Regions from separate parts of the Homo sapiens genome. Here region 2 is linked to region 1. Evidence: chromatin contacts called from ENCODE Hi-C or POLR2A ChIA-PET data. All regions are on one chromosome and are shown on one strand. The core of a region is the stretch at or near the end of the contact, and the rest is flanking DNA. Distances in the headings are between cores, read along the strand shown. Region 1 overlaps BPGM (bisphosphoglycerate mutase). Region 2 holds the start of CALD1 (caldesmon 1).

Evidence for each region. Hi-C counts contacts between places; a loop is a spot of excess contacts on that map. ChIA-PET counts read pairs that join two places held with the same protein, here RNA polymerase II (POLR2A). Pooled maps may share reads with other maps.
Region 2: a loop to region 1 is called in a map of endothelial cell of umbilical vein, with 7 times the contacts of the local background. The contact joins the promoter of CALD1 here to the enhancer-like site in region 1. A Hi-C loop is called at or near these places in 1 of 168 maps with a recorded cell type or tissue (endothelial cell of umbilical vein) and 2 of 50 pooled maps. POLR2A ChIA-PET finds 5 or more read pairs at or near these places in 4 of 52 experiments (AG04449, Caco-2, PC-3 and 1 more).

Annotation. Positions count from the first base shown.
Region 1 is chr7:134,666,653-134,672,411 of GRCh38, forward strand. All of the region lies in intron 2 of BPGM (bisphosphoglycerate mutase), which reads left to right. The region is part of intron 1 of LOC124901750 (a long non-coding RNA gene); the gene reads right to left. Among named protein-coding and RNA genes, the nearest start is that of BPGM, 23 kb to the left of the region's middle. Within about 2 kb of position 3,364, at least 11 of the 41 ENCODE cell types and tissues checked have a DNase peak (open chromatin) inside an H3K27ac peak, as active enhancers do; they include endothelial cell of umbilical vein, where a contact is called at or near this core.
Region 2 is chr7:134,775,780-134,781,831 of GRCh38, forward strand. CALD1 (caldesmon 1) reads left to right here and starts at 3,855. Exons shown (of 15, transcript NM_033138.4): 1 at 3,855-3,970. All of the region lies in intron 1 of LOC124901750 (a long non-coding RNA gene), which reads right to left.

The DNA of each region.
Region 1 (5,759 bases), core at 2,114-4,613:
TTCTTAGATGTTGCTGTAGTTCTCTACTGTGACTTAACTCCCACACCTAACATGGAAGAAATTATGTCATGTGCATGAAATAGGCTGGATTGGATTTCAGGATCACTGCATAAGTTATTGTCTCTAAATGTCAATCTGTGTTAGTAAAGTTTCTCTTACAGTGTCTATTGAAAAATAAGGTCCCAAGTATTCTTTTTCACAACTGCAAGAATTAAGCATAAGTGACTTTCTCAAGATCAGAAGACATAGTATGTCATCATATTTTTTTCACATCATTTCTGTTAATTTAGTGAGATTTTAGCCCTTTCAAAATTGATTGTAGATGTATTCACTCACCAGAATAGGCATGTTAATCTAATGTTAGTCCTCTTGTATTGCATGTCTAACTTTCCACAGCTCAAGTTACAGGGTTTGTGTGCTTCTTGGTAACTTACCAACCTAAAAGAAAGCATTTCATTGGATTTAGATGCTAACTTTTCAAGACTCAAAAAATTAAGTGAATCTCCCCTACTGTTTAGGGGGGAAATAAAGGTTTTCTTTTATAGGAAGGACTGCTTTGCCAGTTCATGTGTATGTGTTTATGGTGGTACAAAATATAAGTTACCATCTTAATTGCCAATTTATGCTTACTATCAAGTTACATGATCATACATGCCCATTTTGTGGTTAATGCCTGTTGTCCGAATGTAATTATTAATAGCATCTCCTTTTACTTTCAAAAGTGCCCCAGTCTGGATGATAAATTATGTGGTTACCTCACTATAAAAATATTGAGCTGGGTGTGGGGTCACGCACCTGTAGTCTCAACTACTAGGGAAGCGGAGGCAGGAGGATTGCTTGTGCCTAGGCTTGAGATCAGCCTGGACAACATAGTGAGACCCCATTTTAGAAAAATAAAAACGTAAAAATGAAGACGTTAGCTTTCACTACTGTTAAGAATTGAATCTAGAAATGGGCATAACCAGGGTTTTATATTTCCTGTAAGCACAAAAGTTGCTAAATTTCTTTGCATTTATTATAAAAGTAAAAACACTTGTGGCTGCAGATTCATCTGGTTCCAAGCCGTGCTTTCTAGAGATGTTTATGTAAACTTCTCCCATATAAAATGGGCTCTTTCAAGGGACTGGAGTAATTTTTCCCTATTTTGTCTCTAAACTGCTTGACAAGCTAAAAAAGTTTTACCTACTGGGGCGGAGTGTGGTAACGGATAGCATCAATGACAGCATACTGTCCTATCAGAAAAATACTTTCTTATTGTTTGAAAACTAGGGTGGGAAGAATCATGACCCCAGTTAAATAACTAATTAGAATATTGGTCTATGCTGAAATCTCAAATTGCTTTAAGATCTTTCTACTAAGAGTATGCTAGTATTACTCATCTCCTCTTAGGTCTAGTCTTAGAGGTGTCATCCATATACCTCAACAGTAAAGAGTGTTGGTTCTGAAGATGTTAGTTGTTTCTCAGATATTTGATATTATGACACTGTAGGCAGTCATATCCTGACTGATGCTTTCTCCATTTGTGGAAAAGAAGACAGGTGCTGTTGGAGGAAACTGAAATCTAAAGAGACTCTAGATTCCTTGGCCGTGATCATGGTAATTAGTTGGCATCAAGAACTCTACTCAAAACTCAGTTCACTGAGGCTCCACACACAGTTATCACCTGGGCTTTAAAACTTTTTTCTAAAAGGTAGCCTTTCCCTTGACCTATTCTTTGTTTGGAATACTGTGTTTTAAGAAGCTGAGTCAAGAACATCCATGGCAGGTAAACTATAAAAAGGTAATTTAATGCAACTAATTGAGTCTTAAATTATTACTGCTGTTATAACATTGTGGTCTGAATGGCACACTCTAGCATAGCTATACGGGATGACCTTTATTCAGTGCATACTGCATGCCAAGCACAGTTTTAGGCATTTTACGTACACATGTTGTTTTATGTAGGAACTAGAACATGGCTCTGAACTCACTGGAAAGCTATGGTTCAATACTGCGTTTTACTTTGCTGTTTAGTATATCCTGGTCATATTTTTTATTTCATTTGATCAATCATTGATCACTAAGCTGTTTTGCTTAAAGAAACTGCTTTAGTAAAAAGAAGCAAACTATTGATACACCCATCATCATGGATGAACCTCAGCTGCATTTTGCCAAGTGAAAGAAATTGGGCTAAAAAAGCTGTGTATTGTATGATTCCATTTATGTGCCATTTGGGAAAATATAGAACTATCGGGAAATAACAGATTGGTGGGGTAAGAGTAGGCTGCTGGGGGCACAAGGAAATTTTAAGGGGTTGATAGAGCTGTTTTATATCCTGATTGGTTATTACACTACTGTATGCAGTTGTCAAAACTCATAGAACTGTATGCTAAAAAGGGTGACTTTTGCTATATGTAAATTATACCTGAAAAAAGACTTGCTTTATCCAGTGAACTCACCATTGCCTTAATTGGGACCTTACCTTTTGTTCACAAAGGTAATAGACTACATTAGTCAATTAGGAGAATTAAGTGAAGGGTTGAAGGTTTGCTATATGCACCTATCTGTGCCTTTGAAAACTAACCTGGAGGGCATTTGTTATGCTTTCTCAAGGCTTCAGGAGCCATCTGGTTCTGACTTTAGCACCTAAACCATGGTCATTATAGGGAACTGCCTTTTAAAGTCCTTCTTCATGAGAAGTTATGTTTGAGAATCTTGCTAATGTTATAGGTTGAAAGCTCCTCTAATAAAGGTTTTTTTTATTTTTTTATTTTTTTATCCCAGACTATCTCTGCTTATTATCATCAATTTCTTTAGCCTTAATTGGGCCTTCCATCCCCTCCTTTTTCTCTTGTAACAACCTAGTCTAGGAGCGGGTCAACAAGGACCTCCTGGAGTCAGCGCAGATGAATGGTACACTGAGAGGCAAGTGATACTGATTCGGAGCTAGATAACACTCTTGTATAAGAATTGCAAACACTGAAACCACATGTCAGTGCCTAAGACAGGCTTCCTGGCTGATGGGGATGACCTCTCCCCTGTCAAATGACTTATTTATATAATATCTCTGCTCATAAATCATATATGCTTTTGAGATTGCTTTACTTTTAATCTGATGATAGTTAATGCTTTCGGAAGAAGTCAAAACAAGACATACAGAATATTATATAGTAAAAAAATGCCTACTTAAGGGACTGCTTTACTGGCTTTTAGAAGTACCATTATTATGCTAATAAGTCCAGGTTAAAAAGCAGGGCCCACCTCTGACTGGTTCAGACACACTTCTCACAAAGCACCACCGTGAAAACATCTAACGCAGACCTAAGTATCTGAAAGCATCCTGTACTGTAGCGTTCCAGACAGGCGTGTGTTTCATTCTCTGTGGTTGGCATAGTCACTTCCTGTTTGTTTCCTGCTGGCGCACGTCCAAGGAAAAGCCAGGTACCAAACTGAAACACTGGATGTAGTCTGCATCTTGCCAGAGGAAATGGATTGTTTAGTCTGGGTTTAAGCACAGGACGAGGCAGTTTCAAGTTTGGAGTAAGAGTGACACACAAGACACTCATGCAAGACAGACTTGATCCCTGAAGACCTGTGTGCAGCTGCATACATAGCAAGGCACAGAAGTGCTGAGATAAAATTAGAGACTCAGGGAGGAAAGGTCAGCTGGGACTAGCTGTGGGGACGGGGACTGATGAGTTGGTTACCTTTGGCATTTTAGTGTGATATTTTCAGAAGCAGCCAATTCAGGCCTCGCTTCTGTGAGGCAAGTAGTTGCCTATTGGTGTGGTTAAGCTTTCTTTTATAATAATTGATTTATAGAACCCTTTATTTTTTAAACATTATAGGCTATTTTAACTATAAAATTAAACGTAGAATGGATTCTTCTCTCTGCCTTACTCTAAATTAGTGGCTGTTATTTTATCGTGTTATTCAAATCACCCTAGCATATCTTTACATATATAGTATTCAGATCTTAAAGAATTAAAATTAAAAATAGATCATTTATGAAACTCTGAATCTCTAGTTTCAGCTCTTATTGGCCATAAAGGAATACAGAACTCTTATCACAGATTGTCGGTGGGGTTTGAATTGTGACTTACTTGACCAGGAGAGGAAAGTGAGGAATGAATGGGTGGCACCTTATTAAATGAATGAGTTGACTGGAGTTGTTTCCCTTTTTTTTCTAATTCCAAAGAGTATACACTACCGAATTGGGGTTTCTTCTTTCCTTCTCATCCTGTAGCGAATCTTTCTGTCTCTCTGACCATCTCTTCTGGTTTTCTAAAATTCAAAGATTTTGAACACTTTGGAGAAAATCAAAGAACATCTAAAGCCATTTAATTTGAATTGTTTATTTTATTGGCACTAGATGTAAACAGCTTTTTGTTCAAGGCTAAGATTCTTTTAATTCTCCTTTTTTTTTCTTGGTAAGGTCATAGGAGAGCACAGTGTTTAATCAAGGCTTCAACAATAAAAGACTAGATTTAATTTGAAAACCCAGAGAGTTCGAATTTATTCAATTCAGGTTTGCACCTAGGGTTCACTAAATCAGGTCTTGTTCATGGTACAAGGGATATAGCACCTATATGTGAATGAGACACACAAGGTCCTTTTGTGGAGCTTTTAACCTCTTTCTGAAATTTGTCTGTACTGTACCTCTGACAAAGTCCTTAGGGTGTTTTCATATATAGGCTTTATGTTTTAGGATTTTTAAATTAACATTTTGTTCTTTTTTTTTTTTTTTTGAGATGGAGTCTCGCTCTGTTGCCCAGGCTGGAGTGCAGTGGTGCAATCTGGGCTCACTGCAAGCTCCACCTCCCAGGTTCACGCCATTCTCCCACCTCAGCCTCCCAAGTAGCTGGGACTACAGGTACCCGCCACCACGCCCGGCTAATTTTGTTTTTGTATTTTTATTAGAGACGGGGTTTCACTGTGTTAGCCAGGATGGCCTCGATCTCCTGACCTCGTGATTGCCTGCCTCGGCCTCCCAAAGTGCTGGGATTATGGGCATGAGCCACCACACCCAGCCTAACATTTTATTCCTTATAGCCTTTAGTTATATGTAAAAAGTAGATTCACATAATAAATACAGCTGTAATTACTTAGTGGATCATATTACTGAATAATTTCTGGACCCTAGCAGCCAAACCATAAAAGTGTTACTTACAGTTGAATAAACATTTACTAAATCTTGCAGTGGGTAAAGCACTGTGTTGTAACAGCATGGGTGATACAGAAATGGATCAAACATTGTTCCTGCTCTCAAGGAATTTATAATCCTGGTGGGAAAAGTGAGCATTTGCACAAGCACCTCTACCAGGAGGTGCTTTAGTAGATGTACAGTGTACATAACAGTTTGTCTTTGGTTCCTGTTCCTGCTATGGTGACTTAGGGGAGGGGGTTGGTAGGTGCAAATTTGACTTCCTGAAGTTATTCCTCTATGCAGAAAATAAAGTTGTTTGACTTTCTCCCCAATTTTGGCCTTGAGCTACTTCCTGGACTTATTACCCCAAACTTTCATTATTTCTTCCTTAAAATATCCCATTATTTAAATTGACTGCAGTTAGCTCCTAGGTGCTTCTACATGAAGATTCGATACTTAAAGGCAGACTTTAAGTATTTAACACAGACTTAAAGACTTTAACACAGACTTAAAGACTTCAACACAGACTTAAAGGCAATGGTGGACCCTTAAAGACAAGGGTAGCTGTGAAGGGAAACACCACTGAGTTCTCACCCTGCACCTGCTCCTCTCCACCCTACTGTAGAACACAGTG
Region 2 (6,052 bases), core at 2,605-5,104, 110 kb after region 1:
TTCAGGTTTTTCATTCATGAAGATGACATATTTCACCATTTAGTCAGGTTTTTCATGCCCTTAACTCAAGTTTTATAACTTTCTTGCACATATTTTGTTACATTTATTCCCAGGTAATGAACACTTTTTGTTATTATGAATAGCATCTTTTTCCACTACATTTAAAAATTAGAGATGGCTGATTACAGAAACTCTAGGTTTTTGCATCTTGAACTTAATTCCAACAATCTTGCTAAGCTCTTCTATTAGTTCCAATATATTTATAGATCCTCTCAAATTCTCTACACAGATAATTGTATAGCAAATAAAGACCTTTATTTCTCTTTCTAATCCCAGTGGCTATTTTTTCTATTTATTTGTCTTGGTTAGGTATCTAGCACATTTTTTTAGTTGTAGAAGAGATAGTAGTGGCTTTGTCTTTTCATTGATTATAATGGGAATGCTCTTAACATTTTATCATTAAGCATGACGTTTGCTATATATTTCTGGTAAATGCCTCTCATTATGTTTAAAAAGATTCTATTTCTAGTTTTCCAAGAGTTTTTTTTCCAAAGTGATTACTAAGTTTACCAAGTATCATTCACCTATTGAGACGATCTTTCTCTTTTCTTTTTTCTACTTCTCTTATTTATTTTATTTTTAAACTGCTAATGTTGTACATTATATCAGTGGATCTTCAGATCTTAAACCATCTCTGGATTGGTCTTATCTCTTTTTTCCACACTGTTGGATTCAATTACTAATTTTTTCATCTGCATTCATAAGTGCACTTAATCCAAATTCTCTATTGTGTTTGGTACTTTTGTGTCCAATTTTGATATCAAGATTCTACCAGCCTGCTTTTATTGTTTGATAAACCTGGGTGTTGGCAAAGGTTTTATCTGACTAAAAGAATCTGGCAAAGGGTGTTCTGCTGCCTTTTAAAACTTTCAAATCTTCTTTTCTATTGAATAAAGTAGGCATTTTAAGGTGGAAGGAGGTATGTTTTTCATGACTAAATGAAGTAACTAATTTTGAATTAAAAAAATGGCCTATTTTTACTTTTCCCAAGTTGACATGCAAGCAAAATATAATTTCTTGCTACTGATCTACATGATCGCAAACACTCAGTTGTAACTAAAAAAATATAAAGAATCGTCCAGATATTTCCAAATGTCTTTTTAGATTTATTATGGTTCGATTAAGTTGATCTAGCCTATGATAGACAAGGAGTCCTTTATCTAGGATGATCCAATTGGGAAATATATTTCACAGAAATTTCCTATATAAATCTCGTGTATTTTTAGGGCTGTTTACAAATGGCCTCTGGAAAAAGTAAATACTATGAAAGTAAAATTTCCCATGGCAGAGATTCAGCAACATGTATCTTTTTTTTTCCCCCTTCCTTTCTTTTTTAAATTCTTGATTGTTTAAAAAAAGTAAAAGGACAAAGAAAGAAGAATTTTTCAATATCATGGTACACACTACATGAAATTTGTTAAATTATTCTTCAACTATATAGTTCCTCCATGATAAGTGTATTTCAAATACATAAAATAGGTTGTGTGGTCACTCATCTACTATACCCTATATATGAGATATCCAGAATTTATCTATGGAAACATACTATTTTTTTTATCAAAAGACATAACCCAAAAATATTTAGCCATTTATCTTCTAAAAACCAGGCAAAATGCAGGTCCCTGCCGTGTTTCCTGTTGATAATATTTTCCCCATTTGTAGCACAACTTTTCTTTCCTCTGGAAAGCTGGTATTTATTTTATTCATAGATTGCAAAATTATACCCTGATGCTGTTCCACCAAAGGGCATTATTTATACAAGCAGGGAGAGTGTGGTTTAGGATATAAGCAGCAGCGGTAATGGAAAATAGCACTTTCAAACAGGCCTCACTGAGTTATGGAGAATACCACCTGGAGATCATGCACCCGGAACGTCTCTGGACACAGGTCATATCTTTGCACAGACATCACCAATTGCAGCTGTTTTCTGAACTCCTGATGTCTGCCCTACAATATGTTCAAGCCCAGCAGTTTACCAGACTATGTAGTATTATTCTATCTTTCCTTCCTGTCAGATATGGGATGTCCCCATCAGCAAAACTGGCCGTGTTCCGAAAATTTATTTCTAAATCATTTATCTGGGATCAGAAGACATTTTCCCACAGGAACAATTTTATAAACAGTGGTGTTCCACAAATGCCTGCTTGTGCCACAGTGTACCTGAAATGCAACATTGACTGTATGATTCCCACCAACCATTATTTATTCTTTTCTCTGGGAAAGTGCATTCCTCTTGGGATGCCTGAGGCTCATCTCTCCCTCTGCCTGGGAGCCTCAGCTATAGTTTTTTGGGCTGTGCAGCAGTAGCAGTCAGGAAGAGGGGAGGGAAGCAACCTTCCCAAAAAAGAGATGAGTGTAGAGAGTTGATATGGATGCCTCTGGGTAACTTGTTAATGCTGGAAGGCTGAAGAAGGAAACCAACAGTGCGAACTGGCTACTTCCCAACTGTTCTAAAAGAGGCACAAAGGGCAGGGACATTTTCGTAAACAGAGATCATTTCTAAGTCACATCTTCATAAACAGGGAAAGGCATATAGTAAAACCTCCCATTTTTAAAGACCAGTATCTGGACTTGTAATTAGCCAGGAAAAATATTGTGAAACTTCTTGGTCAGTGATGAAACAGTCTCAAACATATAACAATGAGACATAGATCTTGCACCTATCCCCAGGCCTGACAAATAGTAAGTGCTCCAAAAAAAGGGGATTTCAATTTTAATTAAGTACTAATTGAGTGAATTCTGTATTGAAAAGGACAAGACTATGTGTGGGCCAGTTACCTTAATTCTCATTAGCATCTACTAATTCTGACCCTCTTATAGCACACATCCTAACCATGAAGAGTTGGTCGGAGCACTTTCAAGACGTCACCTGAACATTATGTCACCTCTGCGGGATATATGCATCTGTCTACCCCAGCCCAAAGCAGGTGGTGGGTCTCTTCATACCCTCTCTGATGTGCATCAATTTCTAGGAATTTCTAGTACTATCTCCACATCACCAAATCTGAGGAAACAAAAGAGATAAGGAGAGGAAAGTGAAGCCAGTGAGGATATCCAAGCCTGTAGGACCTTAGGTTTATTCTGGCCAGTATTACCTGCTAAAAAAGACCTACGCTTTTGGTTTCCCTTTGGTCACTTATTTTTATAACACATGCAGACGTATTTTGGGGAGGTGTGCCTCTTTCAGGCTAGAATTTAGTCTGCTCAGCAGACCCGGGTCCTGTCTCCTTCAGGTTTTAGAATTGCATAACAATTTAAACTCATTTTGTATGTGCAAGTACTTTGAAAAGAAATATACTATTAAGACTCCCTCTGGTAAGAAGCCTTCCCCACCCCCACGCCCAATAAACTGATCTGTTAACTTTTTGTTTCAGAGACTGTGCTTTCTTTTTATTGCTGCATTTGTGTTCTACAAGACAGCCTCTTTCTCCAAGATTAACATTTCTTATGATTGTTCCTGACAATGGATTCACTTCCAGAGGCCCTGCTAAGGATAACCAAAAAAGGGCATGGAGCAGGCTGGTTTTGGCAGCGTGCACGCAGTTTCAGAGCTTTTTAGGTCTTGGGTTTTCTGATGAGTGATTTCCTGAGCATGCCTAGGGAATGACAGGCATCTCCACAGGCAGGCTGCATCCACCTTGGCTGGGGTGTCGTCATTGGCTGCCTATTAGAAAAACGACAGGACAATGCATACCACCGCCTCCCGACTGTAAACATAGGGGATATGTGTTCACTTAGCATGGACTTCTGGGAGGGGCCAAGGAAGGGCGGTCTGGAGTTTTATTGAATAGAGCAGTGTGTATTCGGCTGCCTGCCTGCCCGCCTGCTTGCTCTCTGGCTGTGCTCCTGCTTAAAGAAATCAGTCCTTCCTTTCCGACTTAGTCCTCGGGAAGAAGTTTCAGACTACAAGGTAAGGCACAGAAGGCTTTCTTTTTTATCTTCTAGAGAGAATCTGGGGACTTTCTCCGGCTTTCAGTCAACATTCCTGGCTAAGGTAGCTGGAGATGCAAGAATGTTCAAGGCAATAAACCATGCAAACTCCCGAGCCTGACTGGGCTTCACTGCCATACGGATATTCCCGGAAGGCAAACAGGATGAGATTTCCAGTTTTGTTTTTAGAATTGGGACAAGAAGAGTGACCATATAGAGACTTACATTTAGGGAACACTGGCAACTTTGATTAGGATAGCCTTTTGTTTAGGACAGCCATATGAGATTATACCTGATATCCAAAGGCCAGTGTTAGCAAGCCTACTGCACCAGACTGCTCACACAGTCTCTTCTGCATCTTTTATTGCCAAAGATTTGAAGAGGTTTTGCTTTAAAAACAAAATCAACAATCCTTTAGGTTGATGAGAAGCCAAAAGGGAATGATTTTTTTAACCAAAGGCTTTTGCGTTATAGTCTGCTGCCAGTATTTAAAACTAGACTTCCAGAGTTGCAAGGAAATACGGTCAGAGATGGAGAGATCACTAGCACCTAGCACTGGTTGGGTTAATGTCACTGATGGGATATTTGCTAAGACAGAAGATGCCTAGGCTGGTCTGTTTCCTATAAAACCTAATAACAAGAGAATGCATGCGCTAGTGGGTGTGTTTTTTTAGAAAGCACATTTAACGTCCTACCAAACTATTTTTTAAGAAATCTTTTTTTCTGTTTGAAAGTGTGCCTGAGTGTGTCTAGAGAATCTAAAGAGATGTCGATTGGCAATGTGTTTCAGAAAGGAAGGAGGCAGGCTTTTATATCTAGATAGACATATTTGGGTGTCTGAAACAGTAGTACAAGGCAGCTAGTTGGTAGTAGCCTGGAATTCCTTTTAGAAAGAGCTGATGGCAAGGGGTGGGGGAATTTTAGTGCTGTGGCAATACATGGTCAAAAAAAGTGGATGAGAACAAAGTGCTTGATATTTATAGATGCCTTCTATTAACAGGACTATGCAGATGGACTTGTAAACTGAAAATCCTTCTAATGTGTTTGTCAAAACCAGACATATACAGCTAGAACCTGAGTGAAGACTAGATGCTATATGGCAAGCAGGGTAAATCTGATGATTTTTTAGTAGTGCTGGCTATTAAAGACTACCAGCTGCAAATGACTGATTCAACTGGATTTTATTCCATGCAATGCGGTAGTTTGGGGTTGAGATTCATTAAATAAAGTTTTCTCTTTGTATTTAGAAGTTTGGGGATAATTTTCTTGGGAATGCCTATTTCTCCTTCTAGAAGTGATATATGAGAACAGAATTCCTTGTGAATTTCCTTCCCTGGAACAGTTCTGAGTAAGTGTGAGAGAAAAGCTGCAGGCAAAAGCTATAGTTTAATTACTGTCCTTCCCTCGAAGAGATCAAGTTCCAAACTATTTTCACAGTGTTTTTAATGTCAATCAAAATATGGAGAGCAATTTTTCTTTTAACTGTTCTCTAAACCATGAAGGGAATGCAGTTTGGAAGGAGATCTATAATCTTGGGATTTGAGGATAAATTCCATTTTGAAACCAACATCTCCGAATCCCTGAAAGTTCAAACTGTGCTATGACCACTCTCTCCAGATCCCCCATCCCCCTTCTCTTGGGCTCCCCACCCCCAACAACCATAAAAACACTCATTTTTTTCCAAGTAACACTTTAGGTGTTCTGCTGTTATAGGTAGAGATAGAGTGAGAGGATTTGAGTTTATGCTGAATTTTAGGCAGTTCTTTGTGCTACTTCCTTCCTGTTGAATGTTACCTAGAACACATTTCCCCACATAGTGAGGCCAAAGGAGCACAATGAAAACAGTAACTTTCATTTCAGAAATATAATCACAAAATTCCAGAACAAAAAGTCACTAAGAGTTGATCCTAGGACACACAAGGAATGTATGTACAATGGATTGATCCATAAGTAAAGTGCAGGGTTGTTTCAAGTATTCGAAGCAAATAGAAGGTGTAATTTAAATCATTCCAGTCAAAAGATTGCCTTAAGTAAATACACAATTCTTATATTAAAGTTAGGA